2 separate regions of the Mus musculus genome follow, and region 1 is linked to region 2. A link is a loop called in an ENCODE intact Hi-C map of the cell type or tissue named here. Cell type or tissue: gastrocnemius. All regions are shown on one strand. Each heading gives the region's core, and the rest is flanking DNA. Links, peaks and the distances in the headings are about the cores only. Region 1 overlaps Ssh2 (slingshot protein phosphatase 2). Region 2 overlaps Ssh2 (slingshot protein phosphatase 2).

Evidence for each region. A loop is a pair of places that touch in the nucleus more often than their neighbours do. Peaks named below come from ENCODE experiments on the same cell type or tissue, not always from the same donor. Only the 100,000 strongest peaks of a DNase experiment are listed, where the experiment ranks them.
Region 1: a loop joins it to region 2, with 7 times the contacts of the local background. A loop is called at or near these places in 31 of 42 quality-filtered maps.

Annotation. Positions count from the first base shown.
Region 1 is chr11:77,437,417-77,453,123 of GRCm38, forward strand. It overlaps Ssh2 (slingshot protein phosphatase 2), which reads left to right. Exons shown (of 15, transcript NM_177710.4): 12 at 210-356; 13 at 4,442-4,642; 14 at 11,972-12,806. Among named protein-coding and RNA genes, the nearest start is that of Coro6, 19 kb to the right of the region's middle. In gastrocnemius, for the core only: no CTCF peak of the experiment used is centred there; DNase peaks (open chromatin) are centred at 5,351 and 9,398; H3K4me3 peaks cover 2,621 bases; H3K27ac peaks cover 7,890 bases.
Region 2 is chr11:77,310,244-77,325,950 of GRCm38, forward strand. All of the region lies in intron 1 of Ssh2 (slingshot protein phosphatase 2), which reads left to right. Among named protein-coding and RNA genes, the nearest start is that of Gm24989, 73 kb to the left of the region's middle. In gastrocnemius, for the core only: a CTCF peak has its summit at 7,622 (motif pointing right); DNase peaks (open chromatin) are centred at 5,274 and 7,635; H3K27ac peaks cover 268 bases.

The DNA.
Region 1 (15,707 bases), core at 4,543-12,542, 130 kb after region 2:
TAATTTTAGCAACATAAATTGCTAGGTTGTGGGTATCAGTTTGATTTTTGTATACAGATATTAGGGCTGTTTCCAAAATACTGTCAAAGATGAGATTGTATAACCATACATAAGCTGAAAATGGAATTTAAGTATTGGACATGGCAGATACAGGGCTGGAAATTAGTTTTAGCCTGAAAATAACATGCGCTCCTTTGGTTTCCTCACAGGGTACGGTATATCTTGAATGTTACTCGAGAGATAGATAACTTCTTCCCTGGAGTCTTTGAGTATCATAACATTCGAGTATATGATGAAGAAGCAACAGATCTCCTGGCTTACTGGAATGACACTTACAAATTCATCTCTAAAGCAAAGTGAGTATTGTCCCCACACACAGGTTCTGATCCCTCTCCACAGTGTAGCTGAGACTGTGGTGAGACTGAGGCCGTTTACTGATAGTACTTAGAGAAAAGGATGGGATCCTGGACGAAAGATTAACATTTTCCCTTTAAGCAAATGAATAGACCAGAACAGAACAGAACAGAACAGAACAGAACAGAACAGAACAGCTTCTTTTATGGCCTGGCAGTGGTGGTGCATGCCTTTTAATCCTAGTAATGAGAGGCAGAGGCAGGCAGATCTCTGAGTTCCAGGACAACCAGAAAACTATCTCTGTCTCAAACTGAAAGTGTCTGAAAGGAAGGAAGGAAGGAAGGAAAGAAGGAAGGAAGAAAGGAAGGGAAAGAAGATAACCACATAAAGCCTCATTTTCCACTAAGCAGCAAATTAAAGTAAATAGAATTATCCTGAAGCTAAAAGAAAATAAAGATGAGAGAAATAGGGGCAGGAGCAGGGGGAGGTTGAGACAAAGTCTCCCTATGTAATCCTAAATAGCCTGGAACCTACATTGAGCAGGCTGGCCTTGAACTCACAGGAATCTGCCTGTTTCTGCCTGATTACAGTAGAATCTGCCTTCTACTGCCTATGCTAAAATTAAAGGCATGCCTTCTCTACCATGCCTGGCTCTGAATTAAATTCTTTAAATGCTACTAGGGATATTTGTAAGTTTTGTAGGAAGCATTATTGTGAACAGGTGAAATACCAGGCTTTTCTGAATACAAGGCATTCAAGTAGCTTTGAGAATCTTTACAGTTGTTGACTTTATTGTAGATAATATAAATGGTGAAATTTTTCTCTTGCCTTTCATTGAGGTCATCTTCAAATTAATTGACAAAGCTCTGAGGATTTCCTTTCCCAGTGTTATTCATACCTTCACTGGAAAGAATAAGTGAGCTCCTTGCCACACCCCTCTTCCGAGGGGACTGCACTCAAACCATCTTTAGTAACTGAGAAACCCCTGTTCTTAACTTCCTTCAGAAATTAGTCTACACTTTACTTAAGAATCTTGATAGACAGGACAGGCACCAAATCTATTGCCTCTCATAAATGGTGAATCCTGATGATCGAATGTATTTGTCTCCTTGATTTTGTAATATAGTTCCCACCATGGGCTTTCATACTCTGCAAAGTCCCAGGAGAGGCTTCAGGAACAGGAGAGGCTTTGACAACTATAGATGCTGGCAATTTGGAAAGCCTATTCCAGTTGTTTAAAAGATTAATCCTTATACTTCTGTTGCTCTAGTACCACTTTAATATATATATATATATATATAATTTACATGAGTACACTGTGGCTGTCTTCAGACACACCAAAGAGGCTGTCAGATCCCAAAGGTGGTTTGCGAGCCACCATGTAGTTTCTGGGAATTGAACTCAGGACCTCTGGAAGAACAGTCAGTACTCTTAATCACTGAGCCATCTCTCCAGCCCCTCTAGAACCACTTTGGGCACCAAAAATCTGTATTAGTCAGGGTTACAAACTTGCAGGCTGCAGTTGAGCTAACCCAACAGTGACTGCACATAAACAAAAAATTCAAGAACCCAGTAGTTGTTCAATCCATGAGGCTGGATACCAAAGCTGGTCTTCAGTATACACTGGAATCCTGAAGAAATAGGCTCTAATGCCAGTGGCTGCCAGCAGTGGCCCAGATTAGAGGTGGGTCTTCCCACCTCAAAGATAATTAGAAGTAAATCTTCCCTCTTCAGATGATTTAGTTAAGCAAAACTCCTTCACAGGTGTGCCCAGCCATTTTGGGGTTTTAGGTCATTCCAGATGTAGTCCAGTTGTCAACCAAAATCACCATAAGCACCAAGGTGGCAATGGAGGCAGTTGTTCATGAGCTTCCAAGTTCAGGCCAGAGTCTGAGACAAAGTGCCTCTTTATATATCTCTTCTACAGGACCCTACTCCTAATGTTATAATGCAAGCTTAGTCTACACAATTGTATACAGGGACTAAGGGGTGAAATTGAAATGTGTGGGATAAGTGAAAACTAACTTGAGATCCTTCTTAAACAAGTTAGAAGCTGAATAGTTAAAAAGCCCAATTGAAAAATGCCAAAGAAATGCACACCTTTAATCCCAGCACTCCAGAGTCAGAGGCAGGTGGACCTTTGAGTTCAAGGCCAGCTTGGTCTACATACCAAGTTCCAGGACAGCAGAGGCTACACAGAAAAACCCTGTCCAAAAAAAAAAAAAAAAAAAATGATAAGAAAAAAGTAAAAGTTGAAAAGGTACTTCCATAGGGAATAAATTCTATTTTATTTAGGCTTGTCCAAGTTGAAGCACTTGCCATACCTATAAGCAAAGGCCTAAAATTTGATGTTTTTAGAGATCATTTGGAAAACATAGAACGCATGTCTAATTTTTTTTTCTGAATTTCTGTGCATCGGCTTCCTAACAATAGTCTAATAAAAACCTCTGTCGTAAGGACCAGCGAGATGGCTTGCTGCCAAGGCTGAGTTTAATCCCGGAGCCCACTTGGTAGAAGTTGAGAGGCCTGACCCCTCCAAGTCATCCTCTGAGCTCCACACGTGTATCATACATGTACCACCACACTCAGATGCCCGCCCACCCACACGTGCACAAATAACAATACAGGTCTTAAAATTCAGAAAAATTAGTCCATTCCATACTTTGCATTCCTGTAGCTTATCTGCTCATTCGTTTGGGCAAGTCACCTCGGGCTCATTTGCACTGATAATTCCTCAGTCATTCTTGTAGCTCATGACTGCAGAATCGCAAAGCGTCAACTAGCAGTATAGCCAGTGAGCACATGAACAGCTTCTCTGCTTTGGCTCACATGTCCGTGTTTTGATTTATTGGAACAGTTACTGGAAAGGATTCTAGAGCCCATGAGTAGTATCCATAATAGTAACAGTTCTTTTTCTCCAGTTTTTAAAATATTCCCTCTTCAACAGCTGGAGATGTGATCAGCAGATCCGTAAGTTTATTCATGCATTTAGCTGATCCTTGAAGAGTTAGTTTGTGCTGGAACACTACATTGTTAGAATTAGAACATTACTGAACAGTTCTGAATGATGACTAGCTTTGACCCAGTGAGACTGAGGTATTTTGTTTGCTTTGTGGTAGCGTCGTTTTCCCTTGTATTAAAAGCCCACAGGGACTGGGGTGTAGCTCAGTGATAGTGCAGGCCCTCAGAGTATGTGTGGAGCCCTGAGTTCACTTCAGAGCGTGCAAAATACAAACAGGCAGCTCTCGTTCATTTCACCTGAACACTGAGAATGACATGTGATACGTCACGTGCTTTCCTTAGTTCCCTGGGGTTGTGATAGTGTGTGGAAAGTGATCTCTAGAATAGAGAAAAAACATCTATGCTTCATCTATGCTTTCCTCCCGGGACAGAGCCCTTCCTGGGAACTTAACTAGAAATAACTCTATTAGCACAAATCAGATGATGAGTCATTACCACACCTTAACTCCGGAGCCTGAGGGCTGTGAGGGACGCGGCCCCCACCACACAGGAATGAGCTCCTCCCTACACTGGGACGTTCAGTGTGCTACAACATTGAATTTTAATTGTCTGTTTCTCTAATTCCCGCCTACCCTTTAGTATAGAAGTTGTGTGTTAACTTAAGTTTGTGTCTAGCACCTAGTACATTAACTTATATATGGTAAATACTTGATAAATCTTTACTGAGTGGATTAATAGGCTTAATATTAAAAGTGAAAAAAAGAGAGTTCAGCAGTGGTGGCGCCACACCTTTAATCCTAGCACTGGGGAGGAAGAGGCAGGTGAATGTATGGGTTCAAGGCCAGACTGGTCTACAGGGTTTGTTCATTCCGGGACAGCCAGGGCTACTAAGATTAATCTTGTCTCAAAAAACAGACAGACAAATATTATTTAAGAGTACAGTTAAAGCTGCCTACTTAATCCTCATATTTGATCATAGAGGCACATGGATGTACCAAGATGAGAACATTGCATAGCAAAAAAAAAAAAAAAAAAAAAAAAGGAATGGGAGGGCAATACAGGAACCTGAACCCCAGCTCTTACACTGTACTATCAGCGTCCTTTTTCACTTCACTTTCCCAACTAGGAAACATGGATCTAAATGTCTTGTGCACTGCAAAATGGGGGTGAGTCGCTCAGCCTCCACTGTGATTGCCTATGCAATGAAGGAGTATGGATGGAATCTGGATCGAGCCTATGACTATGTGAAGGAAAGACGAACGGTGACCAAGCCTAACCCCAGCTTCATGAGACAACTGGAAGAATACCAAGGGATCTTGCTGGCCAGGTGGGTTGTGAGTGGCTTTCTTTGCCTCTCATTCCATTACCTTTCAGAGTTAAAAAATCTCCTTCAGCTACTCTTGCATCATATGGTAAATGACTTGAGAATCAACTTCTTGAGCTGTCACAGGCTGAAATCCTCTGGCTTGATAGACTTGGTTTGCTTCCCTGTGAACAGTTCTAGGCTGTGTTTTTAGAGCAATAGCACAGCTGTCTAAAAGCAGTTGCAGCTGGTGCCAGGGTTTGACTCCAGCAAGTCTCATGACTTGATCTTGACTCTCAAATCTGGGCTATGTTTCCACAGAACAAAATGTTAAATAGCCTTCCAGCCTATCCACGCAGAGGGGCCACCCTCCAGCCCCAAAGAATTGTGAAAATGTGACCACAGCATAGCATTATGGTTTCCACTAACAGCCCTCCCTCCCATTTACTCAGCATTTGGAATGATTTCATCTGAGCCTCTGTCTTGAGAAGCTGGGAAATACCCAATCCTCTGTTTCACAGAAGTTCCAGGTCTCTAGCACCAACTCTGATGATACTTTCACATTAAATCAGAGGATAGGGCACGGGGGTTCTTTTTGGCACAAGGAAAAGGTACCTAAGCATTTGAGGAGAACATAAATATTACATGTTCCCAGACACACACATAACGGATGTTAGGCAATGTCCTCATGTGACCTCCTGAGAGGAAGGACGCTACGTGTCCTGCCAACTTCAGTATTTATTCTGGAGCCCCAGGCTACTGCAAGCTGTTGGGTTGGTTTCCCTTCCCCAGTATACCTCCCCCAATATGTGGTTTTTCTTAGATGTTAAAGGAATCTCAGGAAAAAAATTTAAATGAGGATATGAAGGGCAGCATAAACCAGAATATCACACTTCCTCTTTCCTTTTCCTTTCCTTTTCTGTTCCATCCCGACTTCCTGAGCCTGATTCATAAAGGGAGGGCAAACTCCAGACAGGAAAAAACACAGAATTTGCATCATTAGATCTGGTTTCTGTTCCTAGTTCACCCGTATGCTGCAACCTTCAGAAGTTACTTGGTGTTTCTAGTCCCCACTTGACCCCCATCTGTAAAATTAAAACATCAATATGAAGTTTAGAGTTAGAGAAGGCAATATGCAGTGCCTTTAACTCCAGCACTTGGATACATGCAGTTCTCTGTAGGTTCAAGGCCAGCCTGGTATACATATCAAACTCTAGGACAGAAAGGACCACATAGAGAGACCCTGTCTGTAGATCTCTGTTTACTGTTTTGTTTTTGGTTTCTTGGGTTTTTTTTTTTTTTCATAAAATAACACATTTTGGTTTTTTTAAAGACAGGCTATCACATACCCTAAGCTAGCCTTGAACCTACTATGTAGTCAAAGCACCTAAGCCTCCTGCCTCATCTCCCAAGTGTTTAAGTCATTCTTTATATATATATACCACTATGTGTTAAAGGTTGTTTCTCATCATTTCTTCTCTCCATGATTACCAAAAAAGCATACATTCATATATGTTCTTTTTTTCCTTCTCCACTGACATTAACCTGCCTCCAACCATCACAGTCATACCAACTCCCCAGAAAAATGGCATGAAAAGTATCTCTGGAATCTCTTGTGTTGTGATGTCCAGGTTAGGGATATCATTTAGGCCACTTTTGACCGCCAGGACTGCTCATAAAGAATGTTCTAGAACCAAATCCAACTAAGCCTCACTGTCCCTCCATTTCACTGGTGTCACCTGTGTGGAGTGGTCTACAGAGGAAGGGGGAACTCTCTGAAAGGCAGTTAGACAGAGACAACTTCCAAAGTTTGGTTGTTCCTTAATAGTATTTTTTTCTGGATCTTGTTTTCACATCATAGGAAACACATGGTGGCTCTCAGAGAGTAAGAGTTGTGATCCCAGCATCCTCTAACTGTAGTTACACAGAGCAGCGCTGGGTACTTGGCTGGTTGTGCCAGCTGTTGTCTGTTGGAGGGAGCTTCTTGGTGCAGTGACCTCTGAGTAACCTATTTCTATAGTAACATCTCAGTTGATTACAGTCTTAGTGAGAGCATGAGGGCCACAGCAATATGTCAGAAATGCAAAGAACTTCTTACATCTCTCAAAATATCATTGGTAGCTTAGAAAAGGCTGGTTTACTCTTCCTCTTGAAGACCTAAGAAGGATGGTATAATTAAACTGTTGGTATTTTTCATGTTGTATTTTTTTTCTGTTTTAATAGTTGTGGGGTGGTAGCAAGAAGAGCGAGTTATAAAGCTCTTCCTGCTACCACAAGCATCTGCCAGATTTATGCTCTATCAGACAGGTTCAAATTTCAAGCAGACCATTTGCAAGTTGAACCATGTGTCTTTGGTATTAGGTTCCAGTGTAAAGGGGACAGGAGGAAAACTAGGGAGGAAAGCTAGAGAGAATTTGTATGTCATGTCCTCAGACATGTCCACTTTGGTTATGAGGGCCAGAGATAGCAGGGCTCTCTTCTTATCCTGGTTTTCTGGTGGAGAGCAGTCTAGTTAGACATAGCTGTCAGCCCAGAGCAAGGAGCCTGAAATGAAAGGACATGGATTTCTGGTCCCATGACAGCCAAGCCTAGTTGTGGCTTAAAAGGATTTTTTAAAATAGCTTTCTGGCTAAATAATTGAAAATATCCAGGACCATGCACAACTCATGGAAGTGCCAACACTGCTTTCCTAGTCCCCTAGAAGGTAACCACGGCCAACCTCAGTCTCCTAGCCCTACACTTCTAGCAATACTTTCTTCTGTATACATTTCTTAAAGAGTTGATGCTATTACCTAACATGTAGCAAGAAAGCAGAAGGAAGAGAATAGAATGTCTTATATATCTTATCAATTACATTTTTTCTGCTCATCTAATAAATAAGAAAACTAAACTGTTTCCCAGAGTAGCCTAGTCATATGTGTGCCTGTGTTTACATGATTCCAAATTCAGGTCAGGGGCCACTCGAAGGAGGGGAGATCTGAGGCGTGGTTGCATCATCTAGGCCATAAGCCAACTCTGAAGTTCCTTTTTGGCAGCTTGTTTATTTACTTGCCTGCCTAGAATGGGAGGTGGGGGTCAGCTGGATTAGAAATTACCAGTTTAAAATAATAGATATGATCTACTGTTGTGTGCCAAGTACTGTCCATGTCAAAGCATTAGAATACACCAGGCAGAGCCTAACTGAAAAGCAATCTAGTGTTCCCAGCAAACCAGTGATGCACACATGCCCCATGACCCATATATTACACTCTATTGCATGACACCTCTGAGAGACTGAAGTCTTAGCAGCTACAAGAATGTCCCTGGCAATGTTTATAGTAGCTAAGACTATTTGTCAACCATATGGACAAACTAATTGTGAAACATTTATTTCACTTTATGAAAATAAATTTACATACAGTGATGGAGCTTGAAAACATTTTAGCCAAAATAATGTTTTATGGTCGGGTGTGGTGGGCATGCCCCTAATCTCAGCAGAGAGAGGCAGGCAGATCTCAGTAAATTCAAGGCCAGCTTGCTCTTCATATAGTGAGTTGCATGATAGCCTGGGCTGTGTAGTAAGATTCGATCTTAAAATTAGTTAATTTTTAAAACCACCTGCAATAACATTTTAAGGGAGAGGAAGGGACAGATGATCAGCACAGAGCTCAGGAGGGAGGAGGTTACAGGTCAGCAGGGAGCACGTGAAGGTTGTGGTGCTGTAGCAGTGATGGTGGTCGCTGGACTGTGTTAGTGTGCCTACCACTCTGCCTCAGGCCAGTCTTTGGATTAGATTTTCTTTCTCTTACTCTCTCTCTTTTTTTAATATTTTTATTAGGTATTTTCCTCATTTACATTTCCAATGCTATTTCTTACTCTCTTATAAGTAGGTGTCAATTGTATTCCCAAGGCTCAAAGGAGTATTTTCTGATGATCATCAACCCCCAAGAAGAGAAGGAAGTCCCTGCTGAGCAGCAGGCTGTGATGTTAGCTCGCTCCTCACTAGCACAGCTCCCATCTGTATCCCCTCGTGACTGATACAGCACTTCAGTGTACTAGGTTTATTCCTTGTATGTATGAGTGTCTGCCTATGTTCATGTTTATGCACCACATGCATGATTGGTACCCATGGAGGTCAGAAGAGGGCATGATTCTCTGGATGTTATAGATGGTTGTGAATCACCATGTGGGTGCTAAGAATTGAAGCTAACTCCCCTGCAAGAGCAATCATTCTTAACCACGGAGCTATCTCCCCAGCCCTGACTGATAAGCAATTCGCCAGCATTTAAAAAAACAAAAACAAAAACAAAAAACTATACTTTGGGGAATTGTTGAGATTATGGAAACTTCTCATTTGTTTGTTGGCTAATTATCAGCTGCTGTTTTATATCTGACATACTTTGTCAGATGGCTGAGAACAGCTACCCTCCAAGCTGTCTCCTCAGCCATCATCACAGGACTTCTCTTATGGTGCTGAATGAGAAGACCCATTTGCACAACCCCACAATGAGTGACAGTGTGGAAATCAGAAAGCACAGGTGGTATTTAGGCCTGGAAACAAAGGCCTCCAGAACTAAGAAAAGAACCTCACACAGGAAGCAAACTGGCCTTGGTTGGTAATAATACAGTTTAGTCCATGCTTTCTCAAAGCAGTCAGCTTGCCTCTCCCTTACTTGAGATGTGTGATATGTGTTATGTTGTCTCCTCCTAGGGGTGGCTAGAGGTCATGCAGCTTGAAAAGGGTAAAGCTCTACTGTACACCCAGCCAGCTGATTATAGCTTGTCTTCATAAACAGATTTGACCTGTTCTCTCTGACGGAAAGCACCCTCTGCTGTGAAGGCCTGAGTCGAGCGCCCCACCCAAGCAGCAGACGGCAGAGGGAGCTGAGAGCAGGTGTAGAGCTGAGAAGAAACAGGGTCACATCAGTGTAGGCACATGACTCAGCAGAACCCTCGTGTGGCCCCAAGCCACGGGCAAGTTGTTTGAAACTGAGTTTCCCCTTCCACCCAGAAGTTAGGTAACTCTTTGTCTGCTATTAAATCATGGGGACTGTCAAGCACCATATTTAGGATCTAATCCCTGGGCAGGTGATCCTGACCAACGGTACAGGCAGCTGAGATATTTTGGCTGGGGCTTTGATAATTGTGTTTCCTTTATAAGCATGTAGTTTGAAGTAAACTTGTCCCCATCTCAGACTGCACTTCATGAAATAACCAAAGAATGACTATGTAGTGATCTCTGGGGTTGATAAAGAGCCCTCTTTGGACCACATTTTCCTAAGTGTTGTCTCAAGTTCTAAGATCTTTTGGGAAAGGCTTGTCCTCTATACTCATCCTCTTCATTCTATAACAGCATATTCAATCCACATTTACTAGGCCTCCTTTATTTTCTAACTTAATGATCACCTTAGCCAGACATGGTGGTACACGCCTTTAATCCCAGCGCTCAGGAGGCAGAGGCAGGTGGAGCTCTGTGAATTCAAGACTAGCCAGTTCTACATAGTGAGCTCCAGGTCAGCAAAGGCCACATAGATCCTGTTTCAAACACATACAAAAGACTGATCACGGGGGAGCTGGATAGAAGGCTCAACAACCCACTTTGGTATCCAGCACCCATACTGGGGTAGCTTCTAGAGATCTGACTCCTCTTCTGACCTCTATGGTCATCCTCACAAATAAAAATAAGAAGGATCCTGATCACCATTCCCCCACATCTGCCCAGCAACAAAAGCTAATACATAAGCTCTTATTCCAATAATAAACCTCCAAAAGATTATTGCTTTTTGAGTAACTTATATGTTCTTTAGGTTGGGGGGTTGTTTTGTTTTATTTCTGGTTAAATTGTTAAACATTTTTTTAAAGATTTTAGATATTTTAATTTTTTAAAAAACTGTGTAAATTTTGATTGTATTCCTTCCCCTCCCCCAACTCCCAAATCTTCTTCCACCTTCCTACCTTTCTTTCCCTCTTTAAAAAAAAAAAAAAAAGATGGCATAGGTCAAAACAAACAAAAACCAGTAAGACAAATAGCACCCCAAAACCATAGTACCCATGTTGTGTTGAAGCCTGCTCTAGAGCATAGTTGATATATCCAGTGCCACCCTAGTGGAGAAAACTGATTTCCCCTTTCCCAGCAAATACCTATTGCAAATAGCTTCTTGGTTAGGAATAGGACTTTGTGTCCCTTTCTCTGTGCTGAGAGGTTTTATCTGAACTTATGCAGGTCTGTGTGTGCTGTCACAGTCTGAGTTTGTATGTGAGGCAGCCCTGTCATGTCTGGAAGACGTTGTTTCTTCAAGTCATTCCCCCACCTCTGGCTCTTATAATCTTTTCTGCCTACTCTTCTACATAGATCCCTGTGTCTTGAGAGGAGCAGATTTATTTATCTTATTTTATGTGTATGATGTTTTGCCTGAATGTATGTTTGGTACCCATGTGCCTTTGAAGGCTAGAAAAGGATATCAGATCTCCTGGAGCTGAAGTTAAAGATGGTTTTGAGCCACTATGTGTATGATGTTTTGCCTGAATGTATGTTTGGTACCCATGTGCCTTTGAAGGCTAGAAAAGGATATCAGATCTCCTGGAGCTGGAGTTAAAGATGGTTTTGAGCCACTATGTGGTTACTAGGAACTGAACCCCAGTTATATGTGTGTGTGTGTGTGTGTGTGTGTGTGTGTGTGTGTGTGTGTGTAAAAACCATATACCCTTAAAATATTTCCTCAAGAAAACTTCTAACAGGAAGAACTGATTATTTAAAGATTAAATTTGGAGAACTATTGCTACACTTGACAGGGCCTGTGAGATAGCCCATCAGGTAAGGTGCTTGCCACTATGCCTGACAACTTGAGACAGATTCCCTAGGACTCAGGTGATGGAGTGAGAGAACCAACTATTTCAAGTTGTCCTCATATCTCCACTTGTTGTCCCATCATTAACACAGTAAAAGACGTTAAAAAGATTGAAGTCAACAGGTCACACTTACCCATGCCATGAGAGAACTTGATTATCAATAGTGACTGTTAACAACAATTTCAGGTACCATTAATCTGATTACAGAAAAAAAGTCAGATCTCAACACTCTGGAGGCAGAGGCAGAGAAATATCTACGAGTTTGAGGCAGACTGGTCTACCCAAGAGATGGCAGGAGTTTCGTCCAAGTCAGCCGGGACTCTAGTGAAGCTCTGTCTCGAGAAACAATTCAGATCTTAGCCATTATTGCTGTTTGCTTTGGGTTTTGTTCATATAAGTTGCAGTGTTCTTTTGTCTTGGTCCAGTGAATAGGAGCAAGGATTCGCAGGAGATAAGTTTCTCTGGGTGTGGTTTCCCCAGGAAGGATGTTGACTGTTTTCACAAACCTGTTTGTGTTGTTCACAGCAAACAGCGGCATAACAAACTCTGGAGATCTCATTCAGATAGTGACCTTTCAGACCACCACGAACCCATCTGTAAACCTGGGCTCGAGCTCAACAAGAAGGAGATGACCACGTCAGCAGACCAGATCGCTGAGGTGAAGACTGTGGAGAACCTTGCTGCCATGCCTACCGTCTTTATGGAACATGTGGTCCCACAAGATGCAAATCAGAAAGGACTACACACCAAAGAAAGAGTCATCTGCTTGGAGTTTTCTTCACAAGAGTTTCGTGCCGGACAGATTGAAGATGAATTAAATTTAAATGACATCAATGGATGCTCATCAGGGTGTTGTCTCAGTGAATCAAAACTCCCTCTTGACAACTGCCATGCGTCTAAAGCCTTACTCCAACCTGGACAGGCCCCAGACATTGCCAACAAGTTCCCAGACTTAGCTGTGGAAGATCTGGAGACAGACGCACTGAAAGCAGACATGAATGTCCACCTACTGCCAATGGAAGAGTTGACATCTCGACTGAAAGACCTCCCCATGTCACCTGATCTGGAGTCACCAAGCCCCCAAGCCAGTTGCCAAGCTGCCATCTCAGATTTTAGTACAGATCGTATTGACTTTTTTAGTGCCCTGGAGAAATTTGTAGAGCTTTCTCAAGAAACCCGGTCTCGGTCTTTTTCTCACTCAAGGATAGAAGAATTAGGTGGAGGAAGGAGTGAGGGCTGTCGTTTGTCAGTGATAGAAGTGGCAGCTTCAGAAATGGCAGCTGATGACCAGAGAAGCAGCTCTTTGAGTAATACGCCCCACGCCTCTGAAGAGTCTTCTGTGGATGAGGACCAGTCGAAGGTAAAACTGCTTTATGGTTTTCTATTTAATGAAATTCTCACCCAAGAAACTATTGGAGACTTTGCTGTGTTAATGCCTTTGAGAGGCTGGGTAGGGGGTCACCCATGCTCAGCCAGGCTACACCACTGAGCTTTACCCCCGGCCCTAACCTTTATTTCATTAATATATGTGTGAGCTGGCAGTTCACATGAGCAAAGGTGCCCAGAGAGCTTGAGTTGCAGGGGCTTGTGAGCTGCCTACCATAGGTGCTGCGGACTGAGCTCTCGTCCTCTGTACACGCTCTTAACACTGAGCCTTTTCTTCAGCCCTTAGATTCACTCTTGATGTTAGTAAAGATTTCCCTAGTAGATGGTAAAACAATCCAGCTGAGACCTTCCTTTGAAACGAGGCTTTTTAAGGATTTTATCTTTTTAGGCTTTGATGTCACTTTAGATTTATTTTATGTGCATTATGATATTTTGTCTGCATGTATAAATGTGCACTGCATGTGTTCCTGGTGCCCACAGAAGTCAGGAGAGGGCTTCAGTTTCCCTGAAACTGGAATTATAGATGGTTGTGAGCCACTATGTAGGTGCTGAGAATCAAACTCAGGTTGTCTGCAAAAGCAGCAAGTGCCCTTAGCCTCTGAGCCATCTTTCCATCCCCTGTTGGAAGCATTTCTGAAAGGAGATGATGCCAGAATAGAACTAGCCAAAGGCAGTTCTGTGGACCCTGGGGCTCAGGTCAAAGCTGAGCAGTGATGAGGTGCCACAGTGCCACCTGAGTGAAATGGCATCTGAGAAGATGGGTTTGTTTGGGAAACATTTTGTCTCCGGAAGTTCACAAGCTAGACACTTGTAAATAGTTGCTGGAGTAGCAAGATTATCTGTGCTGAGCTCAGTGATGCTGACCAGAGACTTTGTCTCCAGTCCTATGGAGCTTAAAAAGCAAACGGTCATTTGGGAGGATAAATTTGGGGGAGCAGCCAGAATCCTAAGATTCCCAAGTGGCATATGTTTTGTTTTGTTTTGTTTTGTCTTGTTTTGTTTTTCAAGAAAAGTTTCTCTGTGTAGCCTTGGCCTTCCTGCAATTTACCCAGTGGTACGAGACTGGCCTCGAACTCAGAGATCTGCCTGCCTCTGCCACCCAAGTGCTGGGATTTAAGGCATGAGCCACCATGCCTGGTGATGAATGATTTCTTATAAACTATTTCAGAAGAAAGAGGAAATGCCATAGATGGTTAAAAAAAAAAGTTGCTTTGTTTTGTCTGTCTGTCTGTTTTAAGACAAAGTCTCAACAAAGTCTCAAGTTTACTCTAACATACAAAACTTGCCTTAATGATCTTAATGGACCTCATTATGCATTTATTTTGCAGTACTAGGGATTTAGCCCAGGGTCCTGTGCAGAGCAGACAAGCACTTTACCAACTGAGTTTTTATCACCAACCTTGGTTAGATACCTGAGATCTGGTCTTTTCCTCCTACTTTGCCTTCATCTGCTATTTCTTCTCCAAAAATACTACTTCTGTTGTGTTTGTTGTATTTCTATGGGAAGTCAGAACATTTGCGCTCTCTTTATGAACCAGTCAGTGTAGTGGCATTGACAGAAATAGCCTTCCTACTGAGTCCTTGGTCATATGAGTACTCCTTCCATGGCCCGTGCACATACCAGGCTCACCAGTTCTGCCAAGATCACCTCTGCTTGATGTCCTGGCAGATTCTCCCCAAAGGCAAGACTGACCTTGTTAGTTTATACCAGCTAAGACTCTTCTAAAGGATAAAGACCAGCACAATTCCTAAATGTTAACAAAAGAGACTGATAGTCATACTATACTGACTTTAAAAAGGACCATGTATAGATTTTGTAGTTAAATTTTTCTTTTTTTTTTCTTTTTTGCAGTGGAACCTGATTTGCAGGGGAAGGGGGGATTGGGAGAGTCTTGTCTTAAATCCATGGGAATTATTGCCTTGGACAGGAGTAAAATATCTACCTTGTAAAGAAGTAGAGGGATTCCCTTGAGAATCTACCTTTCCCAGAAGGAGCCGCATAAAGTTTAAAGATTGTTGCCAGGTGTGGGGTACATGCTTTTAATCTCAGTACTAGAGAGAGGCAAAGACAAGCAGATCTCTGAGTTCAAGACTTAGTCTATGTAATGAGTTCTCCTGTCTCAGAAAAGAAAAGTGGTGGCAGACATCTTTAATCCCAACACTCAGGAGGCAGAGCCTGGTCTACAGAGTAAGTTCCAGGATAGCCAGGGCTATACAGAGAAACCCTGAGGAGAGGAGGTGAGGAGGTGAGGGAAGGAAGGAAGGAAGGAAGGAAGGAAGGAAGGAAGGAAGGAAAGAAGGAAGGGGCTAGAGTGATGGCTTATCAGTTTAAAGTACCTGTTCTTGCAGAAGACCTAGGTTTGATTGCTAGCACCTATATGGTAGCTCATAACTATTCATAATTCTATTTCCAGGGTCAGATGCATTCTCCAACTAGGAGAGCACTAAGCATGCATATGGTGCACATAGATCCATCAGGCAAACATTCATACACTACACATAAGACTTAAAAATCTTGAAAGAAAAAGAGAAAGACAGAAAGAGAAGAAGAAAGAAATTTAGAGATTGTGAGGTCAGATACAAAGCACATTCTCCCATCCAGGAGGAACAGTGATGAGGGTGATGTGTTGAAAGCTATTAAGAGAGAAAATAGCAGTAAATCTTCAGATTGTACATCAGATGGCAGACATATCCATCTTACCCTGTCTTATACTGACCACCAAGCATTTGAAAGAACTCTCACCACCTGGGTAAGTTACATATTAGAAGTTAATAAGCCAGCTAGGAAAAGGTTTCACTTATTTCCTTATGGTCTAAGTCCTGGATGCTAGTAGTACTATGAAAATATGGGTTATAAAAGCCCCCATAGCTATTT
Region 2 (15,707 bases), core at 4,128-12,127:
TAGACCTGGAAGTCCTCTACTGTATGTGTGTTGGGGGCCTCATATCAGCTGGTGTATGCTGTCTGTTTGGTGGTCCAGTGTTTGAGAAATCTTAGGGGTCCAGATTAACTGAGACTGCTGGTCCTCCTACAGAATCACCCTTCTCCTCAGCTTCTTTCAGCCATCTCTAATTCAACAACAGGGGTCAGCTGCTTCTGTCTATTGGTTGGGTGCAAACATCTGCATCTGACTCTTTCAGCTGCTTGTTGGGTCTTTCAGAGTGTGGTCATGCTAGGTCCCTTTTTGTGAACTCTCCATAGCCTCAGTAATAGTGTCAGGCCTTGGGACCTCCCCTTGAGCTGGATCTCACTTTGGGCCTGTCGCTGGACCTTCTTTTCCTCAGGCTCCTCTCCATTTCCATCCCTGTAATTCTTTCAGACAGGAACAATTATGAGTCAGAGTTGTGACTGTGGGGTGGCAACCTCATCTCTCACTTGATCTCCTGTCTTCCTACTGGAGGTGGGCTCTATAAGTTCACTCTGTTGGTCATTTCATCTAAGGTCCCTCACTTTGAGTTCTGAGAGTCTCTTACCTTCCAGGTCTCTGGTGCATTCTGGAGGGTCCTTCTAGGAAACTTTCATTTTTAATAAAATATTTAATTAAAAATTTGAATCCCCTCATCAGCTGCAGCACTTGGGAGAGTGAGCCCACACATTCCTAGGAAGCACACTGGAACTGGCCCTTGTGACGTGGGTATGGAAGAGATGGCCCAGTCCCTAGCCACCTTTGGCAGGTGAGAGAGTTAGCCTGTCCCCAAGCCTGAACAGCATGGTAGAGCTGGGCCTGATACCATGGGCCTGGGAAAGCTGACCTGCTCCTTACCAGGGCAGTGCTGGAGAGTTGGCCATGGTGGCATGGGTGCAGGAGAGCTAGCAGGCTGATCAGGTCAGCTACCATCCAAGATGTTTAATTGGCCCTCCCCACCATCTACCTTCTGTGAACTGCTGGAGCATGGGAAGGAGCTGCTCCTGCAGAACTGAAGCTACAGGATCTCCATGACACAGGGCAACAAGATATCCTATAAAAGTCCTGTGAGGATCCAATATTGATAATGTAGCTGAAGCCAGAGGCTTCAAACCAGACCAATGACCAATTGTGATAAACATCTGTAAGAAAAGCTGTTTAGGCAAAAAGGTACACTATGTGACACACTGACACACTACAGTTTCCATGACAATATGTTTTTTCTTATCAGTCTAGGGGTGACCTCATTCACAATGTACTGGGCCCTCCCACACCAATCACTAATTGAGAAAATGCCCTACAGTATTGCCATATTTTTCTTTTCCTATTAATTAATTTACATCCCTATCAAAGCTTCCACTCTCTCACAGTTCCCCCCCCCCACCTACCCTGCCCTTCATCCTCCAGTCTTCTCTTTCTACTCAGAAAAGGGGCGGCCTCCCATGGATATCAGCCACCTAGGCATTCCAAGCTGCAATAGGACTAGGCCCATCTCCTCCTATTAAGGCTAATAGGTGTCCAGTTAGGGGAAAGGAGTCCAAAGGCAGGCAACAGAGTCAGAGACAGGCCCTGCTCTTGCTGTTAGGAGTTCCACATGAAGACCAAGCTGCCCAACTGTTACATATGTGCATAGGTCCATTCCATGCATGATCTCTGTTTGGTGATCAAGTCTCTGTGGGTCCCTATGGGCCCAGGTTAGTTGATTCTGTATGTTTTCGTGTGGTGTCCTTGGCCCCTCTGACTCCTTCAATCCTTCTTCCCCCTCTTCCATAGGATTCCCCAAGCTCCATCTAATGTTTGGCTGTGGGTCTCTTAATTTGTTTCCAAAAGTTGCTATGTGAAGCCCTTCAGATGACTTATGCTAGGCTCCTGTCTTCAAGTACAGCAGATTATCATTAGAACTGTCAGAGATGGGCTCTCTCATGGGATGGATCTCAAGCTAAACCCATCATTGGTTGGCCATTCCCTCAGTTTCTGCTCCATCTTTACCCTTGCCATCATGTAGGCAGGACTTATTTTTATTTTGGGTTTTTTTTGGGGGGGGGGAGATTTCAAGGGCAGAGAGTAGATATGGAGAGACAGGGAAATGAGTGGGGTTGGGGTGCATGATATAAAATTCACAAAGAATTAATAAAAAGTTTAAAAACTGTATCAACTTTCCAAATATAACAACCTAACCTCTGCAGGCAGATGAACTTTGTGAATACAGTATTGTCTCAAAGTCTCCTCTGTCTTCTATAGACTCCAGCATCTCCCAATAAGTATATTTCCTATTCAAGTGGGATGAGGATGTAGCTTTATTGGTAGTGATCGTGTAGCATGCACTAAGTCAAGGGTTCAAACCCTAGCACCTCTTAAAATCAGGCATGGTAGCTCACACCTATAACCTTAGCCCTCTGGAGGAAGAGACAGGGCTGGAAGCTAAAGGCCATTCATCTTCTGCTGTGTAGTGAATCTGAGAACAGTTTAGATAGCAGTTCATTTCTGACTAGTACAACTATCATAGCTAAATGCCTACATCTTAAATATTTTCATTTCTTTCTGGCCAAAGCCATTAACTGCTTTTGTTTACTCCCTAATTTGAAAACAACTTTAGAAAGTTTGGAAAAGTCATGTTTAGAAATAATTGGTTTTAAAAAAAAATCCTTTGCAGGTGTTCCTATCCTTTTAAGTAATGTTTCAATTTGTAATCCCATTTAATCCTAATCTAATTCTTCAGATCCACAAATATTAGCATGCTTAATATTAAAGAAAGGTCTGTTTTCAGTTCCTTTTCTAATTTAAATCCTTATGGAAGCATGGTAAATTGTGTAGCAAAGAACTAGCAGCACTCAAACCAGACTCAGTCAGCAATTGGAGCATGGTTATAGGCAAAGAACTAGCTATAGGTAAGAGACCAGACAGTAGAGATAGCAGGAACACACAGGCACTGTCCAGGGGTGAATGTCAGGTCAGAGTTAAGTTTTGAATCAAAGTTTAGAGAACAGATGGGGATTTGGCTCAATGATAGAGCATGTGCTTACTTGTGTGAGGTTCTGGGCTAAATCTCCCACACCAAAAACAAAATAAACAGGGTTTAGAAAGCAGGAAAACAATGTGGCTATTGGTATAGAAGAAGATAACTTATATGGCACAGTCAACCATTTTGACTAACCTAGAATAGGGTCTGGAAGTCCCCTGCTGTGCCAGACATTAACCTGTCTGGATTTTGAACTTTTAGAGGGGCTCTAACAAGCTACTGTTCACCACATGGAAATATCTAAGCATTTAACAATTAGTTATTTTATACCAGTGTGTCCTGGCTGGAGAACAAATGGGAAGATCACATTGAGAGCTTGAGCTACACGTATGGGGTGTCCAAGGAATGGGATCTAGCATTTTACTTAAGTAAAGGAAACAAAATCAGGCAGAGTCTAAGGATCGTCCCTAGCGGCATACCTGGAACATACTTTTAATGCAAAAGGAACAGCTTGTTCTGACAAAATGCCTTCCCAGACAGAAAGCTAACTTTAGATGTTGAGCAAAGTGTTTCACTTCCATGAGACAGTTTCAGCATCTGAAAAATGAGGTGCTGATCAAACCTACAAGGCACTTATTCTAGGTTCTGATGAAGTAAGTGTCATGAAAGGACTGAGAACCAGATAGTGGCACAAAAGCAGGGTTCTCTCTTAAAAACTGGCTGCTTACTCTCCACCCCTCACTTAAACACTCCTCATGTGTTGATAAGCCAAGCATATGACTAGTAATTTAATAGGAATAAAGAACATGACATAGTGAAAGGAGTCTAAGGTTTATTCTTCATTTTACTATTTCCTAGAACTGTAAATGCTCTGGACTGTATTTACTTCCTCTAGTATTATCTGGACAATCTTATATAAGCCAGGCACTGTGCTGACAAATTCCTGCCCTTACAGGGCAAAGGGATATAAATACATCCTTTTAGAAGGCTGAGTTTCCATGAACACACTGATCCCCCTCATACCTATCACCATTGCCTTGACAGAGTAGACTGTATTTTTAATCGTCTTTTGAAGCCTTTAAGATGAAGTCGTCCACACTTACTGTTTCTCAGTATTTTTAGACAGTTCTTCTCTTTATAGCCCAGACTGATCTTGAACTCATTATCCTCCCGCCTAAGCCTCGTGAGCACTGGGATTACAGGCATGTACCGTTATGCCAGGGAAATGTTAGCGCTCCCCAAGAGCACACACAGGAGCCAATCTGATGCAACTCACAGAAGAGTCTTTTATTCTATTCGAACTAGCTCGCCACCCCCTCCCCCCAACACACCACTGTCACACAGGATGGTTTGGGGGGGGGGGCTAGAACATCTATCAGGGCAAGGCTTTATAGTAAGCAGCAAGCACAGAATACGTGTGCAAACATCTAATTGGAAAGTTCCTGTGGCCTTTAAAATAATTGTCTGGTGCTGGGAGTCAGATCATAAATTTAACTTCTGCTCCCCTCTGCATTGGTGATCATTAGGTAGAAGGTGGGCTTGTAACCTGGGGGTGCAGGTTTGTTGGGGGAATAACCTGGAAACTATGCTCTTGTTGGGGATTAGCTTAGAGACTGGAGCTAGGCTCAGGATCTGTTGGGGGGCAACTTGGAAACTAATGCTATAGCAGCCTGTTAGTTGGGGGGCAACTTGGAAACTAATGCTATAGCAGCCTGTTAGTCTACCTAAGTTCAAACTTAGGTCAGGTTCTCTAAAATAGAGTCTGAATTTAAAAGCTTTGGCATCTCAGTACTACCATGCCTAGCTTTGTAAAGATTTTTTTTAAAGTACACACTCCCTGGCCTCATACTTTGCAAAATGCTGGTCAATTCTTTAAAAAGCCAGTGTTCAGAGTGGCAACGGATTTATATAATATTTGTTAATTTTTCTGATAAGCATTTCCACTGTGCCAATTTCAGGCCACCAGGGTGAGTCTCACAAAGTTCCTAAAAATTCTATAACAATTAAACCTAACAAATCAGCTATGGCACATAACTGGTTCTACCCTAGAACTAAAGAATAAAAACCTGCAGGCAGGAGGTATGGAGACAGTGTTGTTGCTAATGCTGTTCTAAAAGGGGACCAGCAGGAAAACCAGTAACAGTTTTTCTGTGTAGCCCTGGCATTCCTGGAACTCGCTCTGTAGACCAGGGTGGCCTTGAACTCAGAGACGTACCTGCTTCTGCACTGGACAACACCCCCCATCCCCAAATCGATGGTCAGAATGCTTGGATTAAAGTCATGCACCACCACAGGGCTGACTTGTTGCATCTTAAAGCCAAGGAACTGAGCTGTGAAATGGTTAAGACATGTGCTCGGCAAGCCTGACCATCTGTTAGGTCTGTGGAAGCCACAGCGTTGCATCTGAGCCACACACTTGCTGCCATCTTCCCGTGTTCTGTTCGACTGACTTGCAAAGATCACAACTGTGTTTGTTGACCTCTGACATTCTCTCATAGGAGGAACATGGAAGGTCATGGGACTCTCACCTGAGTATTCAGACACCTTTCCCAACCAGTTGTATCCAATTCTGCCCTAAATAGTCTCAAGGTCTCAGGGACTGTCAGGTGGAAAGGACCAGGGGTCTCTGTCAACACAACCGTGGGTGAGTCATGGGTGAGGGTGTGGCAGCCCCTCATCCATTGCTGTAAGCAAGCTTAATAAACCATTGGTTCCCCGATGAACTTTGGTAGAGCAATGCCTCAGCTTGGGATTGCAGGAGGATGGGGTAACTTGTCTATATGTATTTTATGTTCTCTATATTTATATAGGCATAATATTTTTATATTGTCTCTATATAGACATAAACAGTCTCCTCCAGTGAAGGAATTTTAGCAATACTCAATAGACACACATGTTGCCCTCCATAATAATACAGTTTTTAATTAAAAAACCCGAGGAACTGATTATCAGTAGAAAAGATAATATTACAAGTGCACAGTAAGCACTATAAATAGGTAATACTATATATATGTATATGTATACATATATGCAGAATAAGGATTATAGATAGAAGACACCCAGCGAAAGCTCCCCACAGCAACTCAGTTTCCTCTGAGCTGGACTATGCCTCTTCAAAAGCTGTTGACTGAGGACATTTTATTTTTCAGAATTGCAATTGTTTTAATGAAATTTGAATCAAGCTTTAGTCTTTGAGGAAGCAGCTGATTTAGTTGTTTTGGTTTTACAGTTCCAGTGTTGGGCATATTAGACAAGCATTCTATCACTGGTATGTCCCCAGCCTCCCTCCACTTACCCCCTTTTAGACAGGTTCTCTCCATGTAGCTTAGGCTGGGCTGGAACTCTATTGTATCACAGGCTAGTCTAAAAATTAGGATCCTCTTGTCTCTGTCTCCCAGGATCATAGGCGTTGTACTAGTTTATATTTTGTAGTAATTTAAGGAAAATATTTAGGCTAAACAGATTTCAGCAGTTAGGAGTAAGTACTGCTTTTGCAGAAGACCTGAGTTTGATTCTCAACTCCCACATCTGGCAGCTCACAACCATCTGTTAACTGCAGAGCATTAACACATTCTTCTAGCCTTCATGAGGACCTGCACTTGGATCTCACAAATAATCTAAAAAACAAAATGCTTCATAAATAGCGGGTAACTCACAAAAATTTCCTGTTGCTTCAACTGATAGGCAAGAAAGCTTTATTTAGGTTTTCTTTTAATCCTGTCATAATAGGAGTAAGATATGACTTTGACTTCATTTGCAATTGTTGCATACTTTAACTTATTTTTACTTTACTAGATGTTATATTTTTATAAAGTATGAATAGGTTGAATTTTTGGTCTGGCTCCTGATTCCAGCCAGTATCAACATTCTTTCTTGGTGTTCTGTCCTGTTCCTTGTGCCCACATGTTCAGCTAGCTAGTCACCAGAATTGGAAGAGGTGCTTGAAGATGACTGCAGATTCTTTGCTGCTGCTTCCCCAGAAGAGGAATCTAGTTCCTCTCCTGGAATCTGGGTTGTCCTTTAATGCATCAAGAGAGTGTAACATAGTGGCATTACACTATTGCCAGCTCCAAGCCTAGCATCCTTTTAGAGCCCTGGGCTGCTATGCAAGAAGCCAACCCTGAAACTACTCTCCTTTGAGGGGGCCCAAGCCATATTAGAGCTCACATTAGGCACTGCAATGTACCTTCAGTTTTACAGCCATCCAGGTCAAAACAACAGTTGTGAGACTGAAGCTGCTTGGATCTTCATGTATTCGCTGTACAACAGCACTGAGTGAATAATAAGTATTGAGTGAACACCCAGCTAAGTGCTCCTGGGATTCATTTGTTACAAACCAATTAATAATCTATGCAACTGGTTTCACCTCCATTTTCTTTGCTCCTAGGAAATAGGCTAAGCTTTCTCTTAACAAGTAATCCAAACACTAGGAATGGTACCTGTATTAAGCAGAGTTTTCTAGAGATACAGAACCAACCGAATTCACACACACACACAAAGCATGTTCATAGACGTATATTCTCTGGTGCAACACAGCACACAGGACCAAGTTCTCAAAACAGTAGATGGGACGTGTTAGCAGTTCCAATCTAGTGCAGAAAGCCTGAGAGCTCCCTGGAGAGCCACTGGTCTATAAGGAATGACTGAAGACAATGGAGTTTGTTGTCAGTAGATGGCAGCAAATATAGATGAATCATTCAAATAGAAATGAGCCGGGGCAAGCATTTGCTGCTTTCCTCTGGCTTCTTCCTTTTTCAACTGGGATGCCATTTGGGAGGGACCGTCCACACTTAAGAGTGGATCTCCCCACTCCCTACTTGCTCTCACATGTTAGTCCTCTCTGTACACATCTCCACATTCACTCAGATGCCTTTCACCAGTTCTAGACACCTTTAAATCCAGCCATGGTGACAACCAGTAGAGTTGTCACAGTGCCTTTACATCCTCCTGCTTCCACAGACCAGAAGCACAGCACTATCTTTAGTTCCAAAGTGCACACTTCCTCTTAAAAGGCCACTATTGATTTTTTTCCTGACACCCCCTAGCCCCCCCCCATTATTAGTTTATTGCCAAGGGCAGAGAAAACTGATAAATTATATCTACCATATCTAGTTAATGGATAATCCAGTTTCCTGGCTATAGAGCTGTCATGGTAGGATACCTAGCATTGTGGAACCATAACAGTAAGACTACTTGATAGCTTTAACCCCCAATTCTACCTTTGTTCCAGCAATGCACAACTACTCAATGCTCCTCAAATGTGAAACTTGTTTCCACTTATTCTTGTAAAAGTAACTTTTATTCTCCTATAGTAATTGTCATCTCTTATTTTTACTGCCTTTTTCTGCTAACCTAGGCCTAGTCCTAGAAGCCTCTAGCCTCTATAGAATCTTATCTAAGCCTAGAATGTTGTCACTGCTAAATAAGCTCACCCTTTCTAGGTCTTTCTGAACTCTGGCTGGCTAGTCAACTCAGCTGTTCCTGGCTCAAAACTTGGCTTTACATTAATTGATTCAATCTGGCTTCTCTCAGCTTCTCCTAAATTGCTCTGTTTTGTATAATACAAACTTTGGCAGTATATTCTGATCTTTTGGCTCCTTATTCTCTGGTTTGTTCTGTCTTCACCTGTGTCTACCATGTTCCCTCTCTGAAACCTCTCTTTATAACTGTCCTGGTAAAACTGCCTCCTTTCTACTTCCTCTCTCTCTGCACTGCACACTTAAGTAGCTTCCCTTTCCTCTCTCCTTTGAGAGTTGGGCAGATCCTATTCTGTCAAATATTTCTCTGATTCATCACTTTGTTTGCCACCAATTAGATATCACTTTCAAACATGGGTGCTTCTTTCTACAAACTAAATTTATCTTCATTGTTTGGGATTCAGGGTAAGTCTGTATTCCTGCCAGACAAATTAAAGTTGTGTGCTAATGCTGAGCCATATCATGACTAGAAACAGGTCTTTTTTTTTTTTTTTTCCTTCAGTAAATAACACAATCTTGAGATACACAGTGTGATCAGATAGCCTGTAACATTTTCGGTTCTTTGTGCCTCTGCCTGAAATAAGTCTGCTTTTACTACTTGACAAAACTTTCTAGTTCAAGCCCAACGTAAAAGTTAACTTAGCTAAAACACTTTCCAATCCTAGAGTTATTTCTTCCTCTGATGCTTCTATGCTATACTGTCCAACTTTGCTTTGGTCCAAGTGAGGCAATTAACATTTTTAATAGAACTTTCTCCTTGAGTTACAATGTGAAATATCCAAGGATAAGGATCAGTCTTATTTACTGGCTAGAAAATAAGACATTGGTGAGTTGATATTGAATGTATGCATACAGAAATAAAAACAAGTAAATTGTTTGCTTAGCCAAAAGGAAAGCCTTAGGGCCCAAATCACCTCCTGAAAAAACAAGCAACACAACAAAGTTCTTCAAACTTGTTAAAGCTAACAGGTTGCAAATACATAGTCCATACTTGCTGGAAATGTATAACCAGTTGGTTTTAAGTGTTTGCCTATAAGAAATCTCACTAGTTAATCACTACAGCCACTTGATTTTGCCTCTTCCTCTAGTCCCATCTTGTACCTAGGGCACTGTGATGACAGGTGGGATTAGGCATGGTTCTTGAACTAAAACAAAACAAAACAAATCAAACAAACAAAAAAAAACCTTACAGTTTAATGGTGAAAGATAAATGAAGAACCCACTCATAACCTAGAAACAGAACTGGATGGTGCTAGAGTAAAGATAGAATTGGAGGGAAACAGATATTTCCAGGTGATAGAAGAAATAGCATTAATGTCTGGCATTTGAAACCAACTTTGAGCTGGGCAGTGGTGGTGGTAACACCTTTAATCCCAGCACTTGGGAGGCAGAGGCAGGCGGATTTCTGAGTTCGAGGCCAGCCTGGTCTACAGAGTGAGTTCCAGGACAGCCAGGGCTACACAGAGAAACCCTGTCTTGAAACACACACACACACACACACACACACACACACACACAAGAAACAAGCTTTGAAGACTGGTGTGAAGATTAAATGATTATTATATTCTGTATATATTGATTAGTGGTGGAAATTACTACAGTGGAAATTATTCCCTAACCAGTTTTTTCCCAAATAACCACACAGAGACCTTTTAATATTTCAAAGCCTTAGGCCTTGGCTGGGTACACTCTCAACTAGCTCACCTGTCTTAGTCAGGGTTTCTATTCCTGCACAAACATCATGACCAAGAAGCAAGTTGGGGAGGAAAGGGTTTATTCAGCTTACACTTCCATACTGCTGTTCATCACCAAGGAAGTCAGGACTGGAACTCAAGCAGGTCAGAAAGCAGGAGCCGATGCAGAGGCCATGGAGGGATGTTCTTTACTGGCTTGCCTCCCCTGGCTTGCTCAGCCTGCTCTCTTATAGAACCCAAGACTACCAGCCCAGAGATGGTCCCACCCACAAGGGGCCTTTCCCCCTTGATCACTAATTGAGAAAATGCCTGACAGTTGTATCTCATGGAGGCATTTCCTCAACTGAAGCTCCTTTCTCTGTGATAACCCCAGCTGTGTCAAGTTGACACAGAACTAGCCAATACATCACCTAAGTTAAACTAACTACCTAGCTCCAGCCAGCCAGAAGGTGATGAGTTACACTTTCTAGGCCTGTGATCATATCTGTCTCCTCCCATGTCCTGGTGTAAAGGCTTTCTGCCTTCTTCCTCCCAGAGTTCCTTTCTTCCTCCCAGGAAGTCCTACCTTCCACTTCTTACCCAACTTGTTGACTATTGGATTTTTATTAAAGCCAATTAGAGAATGCCTTAGGTAGGTGAAGGACAGAGACACAGTACAGAGTACCACAACACTGGTGAAGAATATACAACAGGGAAGAAGGGTCATCCATGGTGATATAAGAGCAGGAACAAGTCAGGAGAATAATAAATGAATATACAATATTGGAACATATGGAAACTAAAAGGAATTCGGGGAAACTATTGCTTACACTTTGGACCACCCATTGTTTTTCACAGCCTGTGTCTCTGCAAATGAGGCTTGGGTGCTTACACTTTCCCCAGACTGTATTAGTTATCTTTTTTATTGCTGTGACAGAAAGCAACTCACATTTTTAAAGGGAATACTATCCATCATGGTGGGAAGGGTGTGGTGGCTCTTTAGTAGCAGGAGCTTGCAGCAGCTGCTTATGTTATCCTAGTGAGGCTGTAAAAAGAGACAAATGCTGATGCTTATCAGGATTTCTCCTTCCTCTTACTCAGTCTTAGATCCCACCCCCGTGGGAGGGTGCTACCCTGTTTAGGTTGAGTCCTTCCTCCTTAATTAAGTATCTCTATAAACACTGTCACAGAAATGCCCAAAAATGTGTCTTCTGGATTATTCTAAATCCAGTCAATGGAAATTAACCACATTACAGTGACCTATTTTTATGTGCAAGTATTAGACAGGTTGGTAAGAATACATGTCTTTCAATCTATAGTTGAATGCACATCTAGAATCACCTACCATCCTGTTTCCTGATCATTTTTTTCTATCAAGAAATCATCACACATTTTAAATAAAATCTGCTTAACAATAAAGCTCTGAAAATAAAATGGCATGAGTGTGTGTGTGTGTGTGTGTGTAAGATGATCATTTAATTGATTAGCTTTCTTTCTTCTGTATCAAGTTATTTTGCCCACAACAAAACTAAAAGTTATCCTACACTTTTCTCCTGGTATTTAAAAAAATTATATTTTATGTATATGAGTGTTTTGACTGCATGTATGTATAAATGTACATCCCATGTGTGTTTGATTCCTTTAGAGATCAGAAGATGGTGCCAGGTCCTCTGAAACTGGACTTTACAGATGATTATGAGTCATCATGTGGGTGCTGGGAACCAAGCCTTGGGTCCTATGCCTGGTCCTAAGAGTAACAAGTTTAGCAGCAGTCCCTCCAGCCTTCTGTTAATTTTTAGTGTTCAGAACAAGTAGGTTATTTGTCTTTTTTTTTTTCAGTAACAAGGTGTAATGTTTTGTGACAAGGATATGATTAAATCTGATGCTTATGCTTGCTAGGTCAGCAAGACTTTAGACAGACCAAATCTCAATAAAAGTGAAAAGAAAAAGAATGGGTTGATGGATGACCAGATCAAATAAATAATGAAACAAGTGAGAAAGAATGTTTTTAGTAAAACTAAAGATTGAATACACAGGTTTACTTTAAGGCATATCAACTTTTCTATGTGTTTGAGATATTCTTACAATACAATTGAGTGAAAAATAAGAAAATTATAAGCTTTACCATGATAGTTGCAACATGGAGGAAGATATAAATGGGAAATAAATAAGAATACAAGGTATGGATACTATTCCAGCACTTAAGTGGGAATGTTCCCTTTACTACTTTTCCTCCTTACTTAAGTATGTTAAAGTATTCTTCATTATGTACTATTTCATATGATAAAAATATGAGGAATATATCAGAATTTGAGGGATATTTATCAGTAATAATAAGGAAGCACTATTTCTTAGATTATATCCCAAGAAATCAATTTTATTTATTAAGCTCTTTGGGCATATTTTTATCTGTGAGTATGTGTGTCTCCATATACGTGTGTGTGTGTGTGTGTGTGTGTGTGTGTGTGTGCGTGCGCGTGTATGTGGTGGCCAGATTTGACCTAGGAATCTTATCACTTCTCCACCTTATTTTGAGACTGGGTCCCTCACTGAACCTGAAGCTTACTGGTTTGCTAGACTGGCTAGCAAGGTCTAAGGCTCCACCTACCTGTGCCTCCTGAATGCTGGGATAAAGGGTGTGTGCCACCACATGACTCTTCATTTAAATTTTTGTAAGCTTTCCAGGTTCTGTGAGTTAATTCAAAAAGATAGTTCTTTTCTATTTTAACATCCTTTTGTCTTAGAGTTTCCACTGCTATGAAGAGACACCATAACCAAGGCAACTCTTTTTTTTTTTCCATTTTTTATTAGGTATTTAGCTTATTTACATTTCCAATGCTATACCAAAAGTCCCCCGTAGCCACCCACCCCCACTCCCCTACCCACCCACTCCCCCTTTTTGGCCCTGGCGTTCCCCTGTACTGGGGCATATAAAGTTTGCGTGTCCAATGGGCCTCTCTTTCCAGTGATGGCAGACTAGGCCATCTTTTGATACATATGCAGCTAGAGTCAAGAGCTCCGGGGTACTGGTTAGTTCATAATGTTGTTTCACCTATAGGGTTGCAGATCCCTTTAGCTCCTTGGGTACTTTCTCTAGCTCCTCCATTGGGAGCCCTGTGATCCATCCATTAGCTGACTGTGAGCATCCACTTCTGTGTTTGCTAGGCCCCGGCATAGTCTCACAAGAGACAGCTACATCTGGGTCCTTTCGATAAAATCTTGCTAGTGTATGCAATGGTGTTAGCGTTTGGATGCTGATTATGGGGTGGATCCCTGGATATGGCAGTCTCTACATGGTCCATCTTTTCATCTCAGCTCCAAACTTTGTCTCTGTAACTCCTTCCAAGGTGTTTTGTTCCCACTTCTAAGGAGGGGCATAGTGTCCACACTTCAGTCTTCATTTTTCTTGAGTTTCATGTGTTTAGGAAATTGTATCTTATATCTTGGGTATCCTAGGTTTTGGGCTAATATCCACTTATCAGTGAGTACATATTGTGTGAGTTCCTTTGTGAATGTGTTACCTCACTCAGGATGATGCCCTCCAGGTCCATCCATTTGGCTAGGAATTTCATAAATTCCCAAGGCAACTCTTATAAAGGCAAACATTTAATTGGGGCTTGCTCACAGTTTCAGAGGTTCTATCCGTTATCATCATGACAAGAAGCATGACAGTGTCCAGGCAGACATGGTGTTGGAGACAAAGCTCAAAGTTCTACATCTTGATGTGAAAGCAACCAGGAAGATTGTATTCCAGGCAGCTAGAAGGAGTGTTTGAAAGCCCACCCCCCACAGTGACAAACTTCTTCCAACAAGGCCTACCCTACTCTAACAAAGCCACACTGCCTTATAGTATCACATCCCATGGGCCAAGCATATTCAAATCACCACACTATTTCTGAATTCCTAAAGATAATATCTTCTGACCCTAAAACCTATTCTATAGCAAAGGTTGTCATGCACTAGGACACCCTGTACTTCCTTTTAGGAGCAAAATCTCTGCAGTGCTCCTTTTCTATCAGAAATATTAGCAGTGATAAAGTAGGATCAATATTTAAAACAGCATAGGAATAAACAGTAAGAGTTGACCATGGATGCCCAGGAATGGCGGTGGATAATGAAGAGGTGAGTGGGATGGATGGCTGCATAAACTGCAAAATGTAGGCTGCTTACTGGCAAACAGTACACACATTATTTAAGATTATTTTTCTCTTACTGCTTCTGTGTTTCCAAATTGGGCAAAAGTGGTAACAGAACAAATATTAAAATTAAGAAGAAAATGAAAAGGAAAAAAGTCCTCAGCATGTCATTAACTCTATCATCTTTCTTAATTTTTCCATCATCAATATCCTTGTCTCTTTGAAGATCTACATGTTATAGTAACCTAACTAGTCCCCAGTGTAGGTTAGGAATAGGTAAATGATAGTTTTCAAAGCAGAAAGGAGTATACTGGTAGTTTTAATTAAAGCATCAAAGTTTCTTTGGGCAACTATTTCCTTTTGTGAATTTTGCTTTCACTATTTCCCTTCTACGAGTTTTACTTACTTTTTTTCTCTTCTTTTCTTTTCTTTTCTTTTTAAGAGTTATTTATTTTATGTATGTGAGAACACTGTCACTATCTTCAGACACACCAGAAGGGCGTCAGATCCCATAACAGATGGTTGGGAGCCACCATGTGGTTGCTGGGAATTGAACTCAGGACCTCTGGAAGAGCAGTCAGTGCTCTTAACTGCTGAGCCATCTCTCCAGACTGAGTTTTGCTTTCTTTTCTTATTTTTTTATTAGATATTTTCTTTATTTACATTTCAAATGCTATCCTGAAAGTTCCCTATACCCTCCCCTCACCCTGCTCCCCTGCCCACCCACTCCCACTTCTTGGCCTTGGCGTTCCCCTGTACTGTCATATAAAGTTTGCAATACCAAGGGGCCTCTCTTCCCAGTGATGACTGACTAGGCCATCTTCTACTACATATGCAGCTAGAGACACGAGCTCTTGGGGTACTGGTTATTTCATATTGTTGTTCCACCTATAGGGTTGCAGACCCCTTCAGTTCCCTGGGTGCTTTCTCTAGCTTCTCCATTGGGGGACCTTGTTCCATCCTATAGATGACTGTGAGCATCCACTTCTGTATTTGCCAGGCACTGGCATAGCCTCATACGAGACAGCTATATCAGGGTCCCTTCAGCAAAATCTTGCTGGCATATGCAATAGTGTCTGGGTTTCGTGGCTGATTGTGAGATGGATCCCTGGGTGGGGTAGTCTCTAGATAGTCCATCCTTTCATCTGAGTTTTGCTTTCTTAATTGATAAAATATTTATTAAGACTAAGTTTCCTTGAGTTAAGACCCTATTATTTAATGTGCCACAAAAAACCTACAGTTTACTATTAACACAGCATAATTATGTATAGTGTATATGTGTGTGTTTGTGAATGTATGCCACAGCACATATGTGGCAATCAGATAACAACTTGCAAGAGTCAGTTCTCATCTTCCACCAGCTCTTGCTGTCAGGCTCAGGGGGAAGGCCCTTAACTCACTAAACCATCTCACCAGTCCTGAGTCCATGTTTCTAATTACATTCATTTATCCTGTTACA